Linked DNA regions of Homo sapiens: region 1 is linked to region 2. A link is a contact called in ENCODE Hi-C or POLR2A ChIA-PET data. All regions are on one chromosome and are shown on one strand. The core of a region is the stretch at or near the end of the contact, and the rest is flanking DNA. Distances in the headings are between cores, read along the strand shown. Region 1 overlaps SH3PXD2A (SH3 and PX domains 2A). Region 2 overlaps SH3PXD2A (SH3 and PX domains 2A).

Evidence for each region. Hi-C counts contacts between places; a loop is a spot of excess contacts on that map. ChIA-PET counts read pairs that join two places held with the same protein, here RNA polymerase II (POLR2A). Pooled maps may share reads with other maps.
Region 1: a loop to region 2 is called in a map of Right ventricle myocardium inferior, with 1.8 times the contacts of the local background. The contact joins two enhancer-like sites. A Hi-C loop is called at or near these places in 6 of 168 maps with a recorded cell type or tissue (DLD1, Right ventricle myocardium inferior, astrocyte of the cerebellum and 2 more) and 8 of 50 pooled maps. POLR2A ChIA-PET finds 5 or more read pairs at or near these places in 12 of 52 experiments (BJ, CD4-positive, alpha-beta memory T cell, H1 and 8 more).

The regions. Positions count from the first base shown.
Region 1 is chr10:103,832,006-103,839,230 of GRCh38, reverse strand. All of the region lies in intron 1 of SH3PXD2A (SH3 and PX domains 2A), which reads left to right. Among named protein-coding and RNA genes, the nearest start is that of SH3PXD2A, 20 kb to the left of the region's middle. RefSeq lists enhancers at 3,464-4,019, 4,020-4,576. Within about 2 kb of position 3,975, at least 16 of the 41 ENCODE cell types and tissues checked have a DNase peak (open chromatin) inside an H3K27ac peak, as active enhancers do; they include gastrocnemius medialis and psoas muscle, where a contact is called at or near this core.
Region 2 is chr10:103,755,633-103,763,266 of GRCh38, reverse strand. The region is part of intron 3 of SH3PXD2A (SH3 and PX domains 2A); the gene reads left to right. Among named protein-coding and RNA genes, the nearest start is that of SH3PXD2A-AS1, 13 kb to the right of the region's middle. RefSeq lists a silencer at 3,602-3,896 and enhancers at 6,027-6,682, 6,683-7,340. Within about 2 kb of position 4,031, at least 22 of the 41 ENCODE cell types and tissues checked have a DNase peak (open chromatin) inside an H3K27ac peak, as active enhancers do; they include gastrocnemius medialis and psoas muscle, where a contact is called at or near this core.

The DNA of each region.
Region 1 (7,225 bases), core at 2,726-5,225, 76 kb before region 2:
AGGGGTGTTGGTGGAACTAGTGATGAAGGAGGCTGGAGGCATGAAAAAAGAGAGTTGGGATTTCTATTCTACTTGCTAGTGGTTCTGCTGATGTAATGTAAGAAATGGAAAGAAGATTATGTCCACAGCCAAGGGCCGCCTTCAGAGCTGGTGAGCAGATCCCACGCGGGGTTGACCATTTATCTGTGCTGATGTGCACGCCCCAAGACGTTCTTCTAGGTCTGTATGTATGTTGATGTTCTGGACACCCTCCCTGTGGGCTGGCAGCTGGGGCCAGCTCATTTTGGCCTCTTCCTGGCTCTGTGCTCTGGGAAACTCTTGCTGTCTTTGGCTTTTCCTTGCTTTTTCTCTCCATTTTGGAAAGATTGTACTGGGAACCCCCATTAGAACATCCAAATGGAAAAATCTTTATTCTCAAAAAGAAAAAAAAGTCATTGGCCCTGATTGTGTTGGGCCACAGTGCCAGATGCCGCCGTGGGCACACCGATGCCTGGTAAAGATCCCCCACTTAGGACCGAGCTGTTACACGGTCTCCCCAGGAGCCTGGTCCTGTAGGAGAGGTGGCTGCCTGTGCTGTTTTGCCTCCCTGGCCTTTGGCAGTCCTTGTCCAAGGAGAGAGGGCAATGGTAGCTCCATTCCCAACATTTGGGGTGCTGCCTTCTGACACATTAGTGAAGAGAATGGTCTGAACCTTAGAGAGGAAAGCAGCAAAGTAGTTCAGAGAGGGGGTTCTGAAACCAGACTGCCTGAGTTCAAATTTCAGCTGTGCCATTTATTGCTGTGTGGCCTTGGGTGAGTCACTTACCCCCTCAGTGCTTGGATTTCCTCTTCCGTTAATATGAGGATAATAGTACCTTCCCCATAGGGTCGTTAGGAGGATTAAATGCCGATGATGGCAAAAGCCCTGCTAAGGTGCCTGGTGCAGAGTTAGTGCTCCATGTTGCTGCCATGATTTGCACCCACACCGCAGGTGAGTCTGCTTCCCATCAGCCCAGAGCCCCTGGGGCCTGACAGGTATATATTTAGAGCCCTTGAGAGGGCCACATGGTGTTTGTGACAGAGGTGTCTTGGATGGAACCTGTGGCATGTTCTAGAGGAAGGGCGAGTGTAAAGATTCAGGCCAGCAGGGGATTTCCTAGCTGAGTTCTGTGAGGAGTCCTTCACCCTGGGGGCTCAGTTTCCGCAGCTAACCATGCCCATGCCTCCCTTGTTGGTTGGCTGCAGAATCAGAGACACCATGAGGCATCCGGTAGTCACTTTCCTTCACGGTGGCTGTTCAAACAGCTGTGAGGCTTGGCGAGGGCCCCAAGAGGCGGCTCAGTGGGCTCTGGCCTTTCCCACTCTTTCCTGCACTCTCCTCTCGAGAGCAGCCCTGAGTTGTGCAGGGCTGTGGGTGCAGCAGGTGACGGTGTCTTCTGCAGGTACTGTGTGTGTCCTAGTTTGCAGAGCTCCTCACATCCACAACTTCTCTGAGGGGTGCTGCTGGGAAGTGCTACAGTTCTCCTGCCTATTTCACAGACAAGGAAAGGCTCAGAGAGGGTCCGTGACTCCTGGAAATATGGTGGGCACTGTTGATGCCTGCCCCACGTCCCCTGGGCTCACCTGAGTTCACCTGCAGTGCCCCAGCTGTGGCATCCAGCACACTGACAGCTCCCCACCTCACCTGTCTGTGTGAGCACTCCCTCCTGGGCCATGGCCCCAGGGAAGCTTGCTCTGCCCAAGTGGGTGCACCTGAGAAAGACTTGGGGAAGGTAGGGGGCTAATTGTCATCCCTGGAACCCACCCTCAAGTGGTGGGGAATGGGAGTTATCAGCCTGGATCCAAGGCCTTGTCTTAGGGTCGGCTTCAGGAAGAACCCAACTAGGATAGCAAACTTCTCCTGCTAGCAAGTGGTAGAGCTAGGACTGAAAACCTCTGTCTGGGACTCCCAGGTCCCCACACCAGGCTGCCTGTCCGGTGGTGCCTGTCTGGAGGTTTATGGGTTTCTCGTTAGAGAGGAGTCAGATAAGAAACTTGTTTGATGAGGTCTTCTTGATAATAAGAGGGCAATTTCCTGAGTAGGTAAAAGAATAGAGGGCTGAAGAATACTTGATAAGTACAACAGCTTCTAGGGGCCCACCAGGGAGGAGCTCAGTCAGTGCAAACACGATAGGCGGGCCTTGGAAACAAGGGAACCCGGCCTTATGTAGACTTGCCTCAGGAAACAAACGAGAGACTTAGGGATAATAGAAATCTAATATCTTCATCCGTCACTCATCAGGCTGGGAGGAGCAGCATCAGTAAGTGTCTAAGGAAACGGAGAGGGGCTGCCGGCTCCTGTGCCCAGGTGCAAGGTGACATATATGAGCAAGACGCTCTGCTTGTTTGTAGTAAAATTCCCTCTGTAAAATCGGGCTAGTTGGCAGAGCATTGGACATTATGAACATGAAAGCTTCTTGTGATGGTGTTTCAAATTGTGGAGACACTAGTGTGTTTTTAGAGATGGTGAGAACATCTTTAAGAAAACAAAGGGAGAAAAGAAGGGGTGTGTGTGTGTGTGTGTGTGTGTACATGTCTGTGAGTGTGGAGTGTGTGTGCACTCGTGTGTTGGGGAATGTTGCATGTGTATGGACATGTCTGTGTGGGGGTTTGAGTGTGGACTGTGTGTGTTGGATGTGTTGTGTGTGTATGGATGTGTCTGTATATGAGTTTGAAGGTGGAATGTGTGTATTGGGGGATGTGCTGTGTGTGTATGGATGTGTCTGTGTGTGAGTTTGTGGAGTGTGTGTGTTAGGGGATGTGTTATGTGTGTATGGATGTGTCTGTGTGTGGGTTTGAGTGTGGAATGTGTGTGTTGGGGATGTATTGTGTGTGTATGGACATGTCTGTGTGTAGCTGTGAGTGCAGTGTGTGTGTGCATGTGTGTGCTGGAGGATGTGTGTGTGTGTAATAAAAGCTGTTGGCATATTCCTGGGGCAATCTTTTATCCTTGAGAGCCCCCTATGATCAGGCTAGGGGGTCCAAGAATACTTAGATTTTAGTATAAAAGGGTCTCATAGATCTTTGCATATACTTACAATAACCACCTTTGATCTTTTCCTCCATTGCCTCTTTGGTGCCAGGCAGGTGCCCATAGACCTCATTTCATGCTCTCAAAAGAGACTGTGTTTCTCCCCTTTATAGATAAGGGGCCTGAGAATCAGAAAGGCTGAGTCACTCACTCAAGGTAACACAACTAGGAAGACGCGGTACTGGGATTTGACCAGCCTTTAGTCCATCCTTTGCTGGTTCCTCGTCCAGTGAAGGGGGAGCTTGGTGAGATTCAGCCAAGCCTTTGCTCATGCTGAAAGGGGCCTCCCTCTCCACTTGGGGCACTTGCTCTAGAAACGTGATTTCTGGCTTCAGTGAAGGCCAAGGAGGAAGTATAGGGAGCAGAAGGCTCTGAGGCCTGGCTGCATGAACTATAGAGTGGTGCAGGTGTGCTGTGAGGACCTGCTTCAGGGAAAAGTTGTTGTGACCCAGAGGAGGGTAGAGCTGCACGGGAGACTGGAAAATCAGCGAAGACTTGGTGAGGGGTTGGGGGGGCGGCCAAAAGACCAGGACGTCCTTGAGTTCACCCCCCTGGGCCTCCAGGAGAAGAGACTGTAGAAAATTCTAGCTGGGTAAAGAACTTTATGTCTAGTTTTCATACCCTGTGAGCATCTGTCAACCTGTTTGTTTACATGGTCTGATTTCTCCACCGTGTGGAGATTCCATATCCAGGTGTGTGAGGATGGGGCAATGCAGATCCATCGTTGTCTGCTAAGCGATTTCACTTCGAATAAGGGAATGGCAGAGAAACAGACCTTCCCAGTCTGGATTCCTGGAAGGGATCGCGGGTGGACATTTCGTCATTGTGAGTTCTTGGCAGACAGAGGCAATGGGGCCACCCGAGTTGCCTGGCTGCTCCCACCCCTGCGAGCTCACGTCAGAGCAGTGGGAAATCCCACGGAAGCTGCAATCCCAGATGCAAGTCTGCATGGGGCATTTGGGATTTACTCCCAGCCTGGGCCTTTCGTACCCTTTGGTTTCCAGAGCTGCTGGGAGAGGGCTTCCTGGTACCTAGCCAGCTTGTGACTCCAAACAACTGCTTGAAAGCAGACAGCTTCTGCCAGTGTCCCCAAGAACCTTAAAGGGCCACCTCTGCCCCACCTGTGTGCTCCAACATCAGCCAAGTCTGGGAGGCAGGCAGACTCATTCAAGGCAGCCTGAGCAGCACAAATGTTGAAAAATTATCCTGCAATAAATTCCCAGGCCCAGAACTATTAAGATAAGTGTGAACCTACTACAGCATTAACTTGCATGTTGGTTCAGCTGTCTACTGACTTAGATTAGGTTGTAGCGGCCCACATAGTGGTTACAGGCCGCAGGGCTGCTTGAGAGAGTTGGAGTTCACCACCGGCCATGTGACTTTGGGCAAATTACTTAATCTGCCTGGGCCTCAGTTTCTTCATCTTTAAAATGAGGATGATAAAGTAGCACCAACTCCTAGAGTTGGTGGCTGGCATAAAAGCAACGTTAATGGTAAAAATACCAGAGACAGCAGGTGCTTGGCATCCCCACTGTGCTCCCTGAGTGGTGGCCCATGCCGAAGCAGTTGGCTCCCTCCCTTTTTGGAACAGCTTTATTGAGATATAATTCCCATACCATAGGACCAATTCACTTAAAGAGTATGATTCCAGAGTTTTTAGTATATTCAGAGTTGCACAGCCACCACAGTCAATTTCAGAACATTTTCATGTCCACCAAAGAAACCCTGTACCCTTTAGCCATCACCTGTGACCACCACCCTAGGCAGCTATGAACCTGCTTTCTGTCCCTGTGGACTGGCTTGTTCTGGACATTTCATATAATGGAGTCATACACTACCTGGTCTCTTGTGACTGGCTTCTTTCACCAGCATAACATTTTCATCTACCATCAGCCCCTTCATTGGCTCGTAGGGTGAGCTGGATTCCTTCCATGTGGTGGCCGAGGGGTCCTGGACACAGCCACTCCCCATGGCCCTTGCAGGGCTGGCCTCTGCTCCTGAGTTCAGGTTCCATGAGAGCATTTCCTCTTGCCACCTTGCAGAGTGTGTGGATTTTCTCCCCTGCCCCAGCACCTTAAAGCTGGCCAGAGCTGGGTCTTTCAGGAAGTGTTGAACTCTCCTGCAGTTTATTCCCATTGCTTCCTCTGGCCTGGTTAGAGACGTGGGGGAGGGGTGGAAACTGGGCAGAGCCTTTACTGATCTGTTCCCCAGGGACTCTCTTTCCGGGAGGGGGAGGGGAGAGACAGACAAAAAAGCATCTTTATTTGTTTTTAATGTTGACTAACTCCCCAGCCCTCTTACCAAGTTCTGGTGAAAGTTGCTGGGTTCCTGGTCACGCTGTCCTCCCTCAAAACACAGGGTCATAGGACTTCTCTCTTGGGGGCAGCTAATAGGGAAGTGGCCAAGTGTTCCACACACAAGAGTCAGGCTGCATTTCTTTTCCTCTAGCAAAGGAGATCCAGTGCAAAACCAGTGAATCGTTAGGAGGCGTTCAGTTGCAAGCAACAAAATCCCAGCTGAAACAATCTCAAGCCATGTGGAAATTTATCATCTCACTTTCAAGAAAGTTCGGGTAGATAATAAGGAATTATAACTTTTAAAAAAAGATTCCTCTGTTAATGAACATTTAGACTGTCTCTAACTTTTTCGCCACTTCAAACAATGCTGCTCTAAACATCCATATATAAATATAAATATATAGATATAAATATATATATATATGTCTTTGGGAACTTGAGCTACTATTTTTGTAGGATAAATTATTGAAGTGACATTAATAAATAAGACAGGTTAGGATTTATGTCAGATGGGTCAGTTCACATTTAATCTGTTGTCCTATACCATCTGTATCTAAATCCATCAAATGAGAAGTGATGTTTACAGTGAAGACCATTGTGGATCCCTCATACCTATGGAATCACTTCATGGACATTGTATTATTTTGCATTTTTTCCCACTTATGGCTGGGCAGCAGGCTAAAATAATGCTTAGATGGAAAAGACGTAACATAAAGGGCTTCCTGGTTAACCACCAGATATTTAGAATATTCTATACCCTTGAGTGCCATAGTTAGCAATTTTGTTCAAGAGAGTTTGTGATTCTCTGTTAGAAAGTACAGGATGAAAAGCCTAATAATGCTAAGTGTTGGTGAGAATATGGGGAAGTGGGAACACTTACGTAGAATTTTAAGTGGTGTAACCACTTTGGAAAACAATGTGGCAATATCTAGTAATTTGAAGGTGTGCTTATCATGTGACCTGGTGGTTCTACTTCTATTTTTTTTTCTTTTTATTATACTTGAAGTTCTAGGGTACATGTGCACAATGTGCAGGTTTGTTACACATGTATACATGTACCATGTTGGTGTGCTGCACCCATTAACTCGTCATTTACATTAGGTATATCTCCTAATGCTTTCCCTCCCCCACCCTGCCCCAGTGTGTGTGTGATGTTCCCCTTCCTGTGTCCAAGTGTTCTCATTGTTCAATTCCCACCTATGAGTAAGAACATGCGATGTTTGGTTTTTTGTCCTTGCGATAGTTTGCTGAGAATGATGGTTTCTAGCTTCATCCATGTCCCTACAAAGGACATGAACTCATCCTTTTTTATGGCTGCATAGTATTCCATGGTGTATACGTGCCACATCTTCTTAATCCAGTCTATCATTGATGGACATTTGGGTTGGTTCCAAGTCTTTGCTATTGTGAATAGTGTGTAGTATTTTAGATATTATTTAGAGAGTAGATAGAAATTTATTATTTCCTCCAGATCAGCTGGTTGAACCTTGTTTTCTTTTCTTTTTTTTTTTTTTCTTTTTAGGTTCTACTTCTAAGTGTATACCTTAGATTCTAGGGTGTAGAGACTATCTCCCAAGTGCACATGAGAAGACACGTGCAATGATTTTTATTGCTATGTATTTGTAAGACAGACAAATTGGTTTATCAGTCAGAATGGGATAGGTTAAGTTACAGGAACAAACAGCCCCCAAATTCTATTTCTTGCTCATACTGCCTGTCCATTGGAGTCATTAGGGGCTGCTGCTCGTTGTAGGCACTTGAAAACTGAGACTTGCAAAGGCCTAGAGTGCTTCCATGGTCCCTGGGGCATGGGGAGAGAGTGTAGCAGTGTCCGGCAGTGGCAATTAAATGCTTCTGTCCATGAAATATAATTCTGCCA
Region 2 (7,634 bases), core at 2,782-5,281:
CCATGTGGCTGCAGGCTGATGGCTGAGGGCTCATAGAAATTTTACTGGCTGGTGGAGCTGACAGAGAAATTAGAGACAAAGGGAAACCATGGCTTGGTTACATGCTTGCCCATCTGCCAGTCAAATCCTGGCAGAAAATCTCACACATGGGCCGTAAGTCTTGGGACCTAGGACACAGTCTTGTGATATGTCTGGGTGGTGTAATGGTCAGTTCAGGGTCAGCCTGTAGATTTGAAAAGTGGTGAGTGCCTGGGGCTCCTGTGGTCAAAGGCAGAAGCTCCATCCCTGGAGAAGCTGACCCAGACAGGGCTCATTGGCTCTTGGGGGACAGATGGAGTGTTGTGCAGTGGTGCTGAGGTTGGGGGTAAGGATTGGGGGTCTGTGAGTAGGGCCAACAAGGTGGTAGAGTGGGGAGCCAGTATACTGCTGACCCAGGGGCTGACATTGGCATATCCATCAAATCCTATAGAAAATTTTGTAGGGGAACTGCCCGTAAGAGAGCCCCCGAATTGTTTTCATCAGGGCTAGAACCTGCTTTCTGGACCCTGGAAGTGAAAATCCACTGTGTCTGGGACCACCAGCCTTTATGAAGTCTGCAGAGCCTTGGAAGGGCAATGAGAAGCTATGGACCCACGTGGGACTGGCAGTTCTCCAGCAAGGCATCCTGGGAAAGAAAACCCAGACGTTTCATGGTCAGGAAGGGGCAGAGAGTTACTCCAGAGCCCAGACACCCTGAAGAGTGGTGGTGGGGGCAAGGGGTAGAGGGAAGGAAAGGGAGCCCCCCCAGGCCTATGCCTCCAAACCCCGTATTATGTGAGACTGAGGGAGACACACCCATCTCTTTTGCTGGCCTTTGCAGCCTTCCTTTGAGACAAGGCCCTTATCCGCCTCTGTCATGTTTCTATCATGAGGCTGGATGGGGGGTGCTTTGTTAAGACATGTTGGGCGCAGTGGCTCACACCCGCAATGCCAGCACTTTGGGAGGCTGAGATGGGTGGATCACTTGAGGCCAGGAGTTCCAGACCAGCCTGGACAATATGGTGAAACCCCCATCTCTGCTAAAAATACAACCAAAAAGTTAGCCAGGCATAGTGGCACATGCCTGTAGTCCCAGCTACTTGGGAGACTGAGGTGAGAGAATCACTTGAACCTGGGAGGCAGAGGTCACAGTGAGCAAGATTGTGCCACTGCACTCCAGCCTGGGTGACAGAGCGAGACTCTGTATCAAAAAAAAAAAAAAAAAAAAAAAAAAGACGTGTTGATTGCTCCTAGTGTGTGCCTAGCCTTATCCTAGCCACTCTGCATACCTTCCCTCCAGTCTCACTGCAGGTGGCTTTATCCCCATTTTAAAGAGAAGTCAAATCACTGTCCACCATCACTTAGCCATACAGCAGCAGAGCCGCGATTCTTCCTATGGGGCCGTATGTCTTTCCTTGGGCAAGAAGGAATTGCCACAACAGCCTCAGCTAGACTCTGTCTTTGTCCCTCCCTTCTTGCCTGCACACCTCCCAGGTTAGGGATCTGAGAAGTTCTGCCTGAGACAGACCACTGGGAGGTCCAGCCTCTCCCTCGGGCTGTCATTGCTATCTCATGTTTCAGGAGTGCCCTGTGTGGGTGGCAGGTGGCTGGAACCTCACGGGGACTCAGGTGACCTGTAAGGGTTCTCTCATTCCATTGAGTGGCCGAGGTAATTACTCACCAGCACAGAGTAATTGATATTTTTCTTGCAATTAAACCACTTAACTTATTATTTTAATGATTACAAATAAGATAGTCCCAAGGCTTTCAGAGTGCTATCTTCCTTTAATTATGATCTAACAAGTTTGGCTATTTGGTTTCCTAACAGCATTTTTTTAAACTTTTTATTTTGAAATAATTAGAGACTCACAAGAGGTTGCAAAAATACTAGGCACTCTACATTCCCCCCTCCAATTCCACCACTGTACTGCAGGGTAGCTGGCATTATTCCCATTTTAAGGAGAGGTCAAATCACTTTCCACCATCACATCACTTCCCCCCAATGGTAACATCTTATGTAACCGCAGTATGTTATCAAAACCAGGAAATTAATATTGGCACAACTCAACTAACTAGACCACAGACCTGAGTAATTGATTTTTATTTTATGGAGGTGGAGAGTGCTGTTAAACAAGCATGTCAGCTGGTCTTTAGGAAGGAGGCAGTGGTTTGATAATAGTCCCTGAGAAACTGTACTCCCAGGCCCAACCTCTCGGCATTCCCATCCTCAACAAAAAGGCATATTCCAGAAACCTGTGCAAATTCAGCTCTTTGGAACAAATCACATGATCTTTTAGGTGTCCAAAGTATTATTCTATTCAAAAGAGGCATATAATAAATCCTGTTGCAAAGCAAGGAACTTTTAAAAAAAATATTCTTTTAAGTATTCTTGGCTGGGCACAGTGGCTCATACCTGTATTCCCAGCAACTCAGTAGGCTGAAACAGGAGGATCACTTGAGGATAAGAGTTTGAGACCAGCCTGGGCAACAGAGCAAGACTCTATCTCTAAAACGAACAAACAAAAAACATATTTTTACTCCAGCTCTCTTTTGATTAAAAAAAAAGTATTCATCTTTCCCTCGTTACATATACATATTTATTTTATATACATATATTGTATTGTATATTTTATATTTTATATACATGTATATATTTTAAATACATATATATATCTTTTTGAGACAGGGTCTCGCTCTGTTGCCCAGGCTGGAGTACAGTAGTACAGTCACAGCTCACTGCAGCCTCCACTTCAGAGGCTCAATCTGTCCTCCTGCCTCAGCCTCCCAAGTAGCTGAGACTACAGTTGCGTGCCACCATGCCTGGCTAATTTTTGTATTTTTTTGTAGAGATGGGGTTTTATCATGTTGCTTAGGCTGGTCTCAAACTCCTGGACTCAAGTGATCCACCTGCCTTGGCTTCCCAAAGTGTTGGGATTACAGGTGTGAGCCACTGCACCTGACCTGGTTTACATATATTTTTATACTTTGGGACTTCTCCTGTTCCTCCAAGTTCCGTAGGTGTGACAAGACGGGCTCAGATGAATGCCTGCATATGCAGTGAGTTACTTTATAGGAGGGGAGCCTGCATCTTTTTATAATGGATGGTAAGCAAACCTGCCCTTTTGCTCCCAAGATGGACACTATCCTTAGTCCAAGACTATATGCAAACCTGCCGTATGCCCCAGAGCAAGGCACTACCTCTGTCTTCTAAGGCTGTTTGCTATGCAAGCACCTTTGAAAAGATCATCCAAAACAAAAAGCAGTTAGTGCCTTGTTTACAAGACATGTACAACAGCAGGAGGCCCAGGGAGAATTGGCTCAGAAGTGTGCCTTAGCGCTTTCTGAGGTCTCTTGCTTTTTGGAGGGGTGGGCAGAAATCAAATTCCTTAGGACATTGGGCCAAGCGTGGCGGGGTCACCAGCCTCTCAGGGCAGCCTACTGTTTACTTGGAATTTTCTGCCTTGTTTTAGAAGATGACTGTGGAAAATCCATCTCCTGTTGCCCATCCTGGGATTGGAGTAGATTTCCTGTGTATCCCGAGTTTGCTGGCCTGAGGAGACTCCCTGAGAGGAAATGGTCATTACGACATGAAGTAGAGTGTGTAGCTGCTGATGTAAAAAGCAAACAACTGTGGCCAGGGATTGAGGGACTTCAGAAGCCAGGCAGTGGAGCAAAAAGAGCTGCACTCCCTCTGCAAAGGCTGTGCGAGGTCCCCTCCCACTAGCAAGCCATCTGTGTCTCTGTACTGGCTGGCACTGGGCCTCTGGGCTTCCAGAAAGCCCTTCATCCTAATAGCTGAGTTAGTCCCATGCATCGCTATCCATATCCCCAGGTTGATGAGTCCTGGAGAAGTGAGATTGCTTAGGGAGAAAAGTGAATCTATAACCATAATCAAGGTAGGCGTTGCCAGCCTGCAGACAGCCTTGTGACCTTATGAGCTTAGAGGTATATTTTTAGTCAGCAGGCATGCTTGCTTCTTTTGTACTGACTCGCCAGTTTACGTAACGGCCCTGTAATGAAGAGGCAGTTTGGAGCCACAGTGCAGAGGGTGCTGGGTGAATTGCAAGCATGTTCTCCGGGGCCTTCCTCTCCCAGCCCCCAGAGCCCTGTGCAGAAGATCCGGTATTTGTTCCAGCATAGAAGGAAGCAGGGGGAAGGGATGTCTTTAACTAGAGCTGGTCCGTGGCCCGCTCCCTGGGCTATAGGTGTCTGTGTGTGTCTCCACCAGGCACCAGCTGAGAAAGCCCTTCCTGAAGGGCCCTGGATGCTATGAGGGAGGTTGTGGCTCAGAGATTTCACCAGACTGCAACCCCCAAGGAAGAGAGGTTGAGAAGTTTCTGGGTCCCACAGGTGACCTGGGATGTCAGGAAAAGCCAAACTATGTGATGGAGAAGGAAAAATAGGGTCTGTTGGTAATTCTGGGGTTTAAAAAGGTCAACAAGATTATAGGCCTGAGAGGCACCGTGTGCCATCTTAAACACAGCTTTCCTCCAACCTCCACTGGAGGTATTTTGTCTTCTCTTGATGTAATTACTGCTTCCCATCCCCAAAAATCAGTCTCCTACTCTGTAATCTGGACGGGCAGTTTTCAGGGCCTGCTGTCAGCAGCTGACTCTGAACACAGCGTGGAATAGCTACATTCATTCCTTTCTATCACAGATATTTATTGAACACATACTGTGTGCCAGCTGTGGTCACTGGTGATATGACTGAGAACAAAGTAGGCCTGGTTGTGGTTCTCAGGAAGTTTACCTTCCAGTGTGGGAGTCAGAAGACAAATAGATGAGCAATTTCCAAGAGTGATGAGTGCCAGAAGGAAAAATAACCAGGTCATGTGGCAGGTGCTACAGCTCAAGGCATCTGAAATTAGATGGTCACAAAGGGCTTCTTTGCAGAGGTGACATCTCCACTGAGTAGGTTTGGATCATCAGGGCCCAGGGGTGCCAGGCTTGGGGGGACAGCAAGAACAGTAACCTTAGTCGGACCACCGGTATATGTTTGAAGAACAGTAAGAAGTGTGTGGAACAGTGAGGAGTGCTGAGTCACCCAGAGACAGCTGGGCAGACAGGACTTGTGGAGCCAAGACACTCCAGAGCGGCTCCACCTGTGTGTTTGTGAGCTGTGCCATCTGGCCCAGTCACACGGACTCCAGGCTCTGTAGCATCATCTGTCAAATGGGTTGATCATGGTTTGGTGACATCGCAAGCAGTTAATGCATGGAAAGCGCTGTGTGGCGTGCAACGGGAGAGGACTGGTGCCGCAAGCCTGTCTGTGCTCGTGGTGGCTTTGCCGCAGGACACAGATGTGGGATTTCCTTTGCCCTCCCCACTCTGTGCTGAGTCAGCTCTTCCCACTGCAGCCCAGGCCGCAGCCCAGGCACAGCCTCACTTCCTGCAGTTCTTTCCCGGCCTGTGGTAACTTGCAAAGCAGCAAGGAGCTTGTTTCTAAAGAGCAGATGACCCAGATGGCTGATCTGGGATGAAAGGTGGGGATCCGGCCTCTGATCACATGGCAGTGTCACTGTCACTACCTTCCAGACTCCGAGCTGCAGACCCTCCAGGTCTTGCAGGGAGTAACAAGCTTTGCAGGGGTCAGCCACGCAAGGGGCTTTTTTACTTTTGAAATGTAGATCAGTCTCCCAAGCCCTTCCCCCGCGACATCCCCACATTCCAAGACCAGGAAAAGAGCCAGGCCACCTTGTTACAACTTGGTATGTGCCTTCCCAATCATTCTAGAAGGGAATCAGCTCCTGAACACCTACCCCCAACCCTCCGTCCTGGATGGATTGTATCCTAGGTATCTTCCCCAGGAACTTTCTGATCTGGGCCGAAAAGCCTGTCTCTTCTCATGGTCTCAGTCAGTCTGTGTCATCTAAGACGCAGAAAATGCACCCGGGCCTGGGTCTCCAGAGTCCTGGATTCTAGTGCACCCCATGCTAATCACCATGGCACAAAATTGAAGAAGTTAAGTTTGAGCAATCAGGGATCACCTTGCTTGTTGGCAAAGTCACCAGAAAGTGACAGGCATGATTTCAGGGCTCGGTGACACTCCTGTCCTTTACCCTCCACTCCCTCCCCCTGGAAATACATCCTTTCCTTACCTGATGCCTAAATGTCCTTTTACAAGGTTGGATCCTTTCCCTCCATGCTGAGAGAGTACAGTTATACCCTGGTGTCCCCAGGGTTGGTGCTTCCAGCCAACTCATACTCCAGCGTAGATGGCAGACTGGATGGTTACTGAGACCAGGGTTGATAGAGGTGAGAGGGCAAGTGGGCAGCTGAGGCTAGAGACAGAAGAAGGTGCTAGGCCTCAAAGGCCTGTGTGGAGTCTGGAGAAGGGGCTGGCGGGAGCTTGCACGGAGCAGAGGAGACCAGCTGGGGTCCTGGAGAGGCAGGTGAGAGGGCAAAGGTGACTTGGCCTAGGCTGGGCCCTGGGTGGAGGGAAGTAGACTGAGGTCTGTCTTAGAAGGACAGCCAAGAGGCCATGCTGATGGATTGGAGGTGGTGGGGTGGGGTCGAGGATGACTGCCCATAGCTCTGTCTGGGCAGCCCTGGCCAAGATGGCAGAAGGAGTGTTTCACCTCACCACCACTCCCCACTCCTGCCTGTGGGCTGCATCCGTGGGGGTGAAGGGAAAGGACTTCCTCCCTCCTCCCTGAGGTGGCCGAAGCCTTTGGAGCATATGAAAGGTGCTTTGTGGTGGGCAGCCTCCCTCCCCAGGAGCCTCTGGGCACTGGGCACTCTGGTTTCTGGGTCCAGGTTTCACTGAGGGCTCGGGAGTGGCAGCAGCGGGTGATGGTGGTGGAGGGGAACACTGAGGCGCATTGAGAAGGAGCTCCGGCCCCCAACAACTTCTTAGGAGGTGAGGGGCACTGGAAGAGATAAACTCCCACAGTGTCCCTGGCCTAATCCCGCACACTGCCCTCCTGGGTCACTCCAACTGGACCCAGGCCCAAGGACAAAGCCCCAAGCCAGAGCTCTTCTCTGGCAGGGACTGAGCTGGCTCTAGGCATCACCTGTGTGAACTGATGTATCATTCATCCAGGGCTGCCTGGCACCCAGCAGATCCATCGTTCTGGGCGCTGAAAATACCTCCTCCCCCTTCACCTCCACAGTTCCCAGGACTGATGTCCACTGAGGAGGCCCCAGGATGCCAGGCTGCCCAGCCTCCAGACCACAGTTGGCCCCAGGGGACTGGCATGGCCTGAAGATGGAGCCCGTTCATCTGAATGTACCTTCAAAAGGGAAGGGAGGAGGCAAATGTGGAGGGTGGGGGTTGGCTGGCAGCCTCGCCTTTCTCTACCTGTCAGGGACAGGGTGGCCTGGCGACACCCCTGCAGGCTTCAACTGTCAAGATCGAAGCTCGTGTGAAGGAAAGGGGCTAGGTTTATGTTTCTCCCCAGGCCCAAACAGGAGAAGCCAGATTTCGCCTTAGTGAGGACACATTTGGGTGGATCTCAGAGAGAACTTCCAGGGACAGGAAGAACTTCTCAGCGGGTAGGGGGTGGTTCTGAGCAATGACTTTGGGCTCCTGCAGATCTGGTTCATACCTGGGCTTTCTACTTAGTGCTACTTGCCTGAACCAAAACTCTGCTATTTTCCGTGGCTGAGATGGGT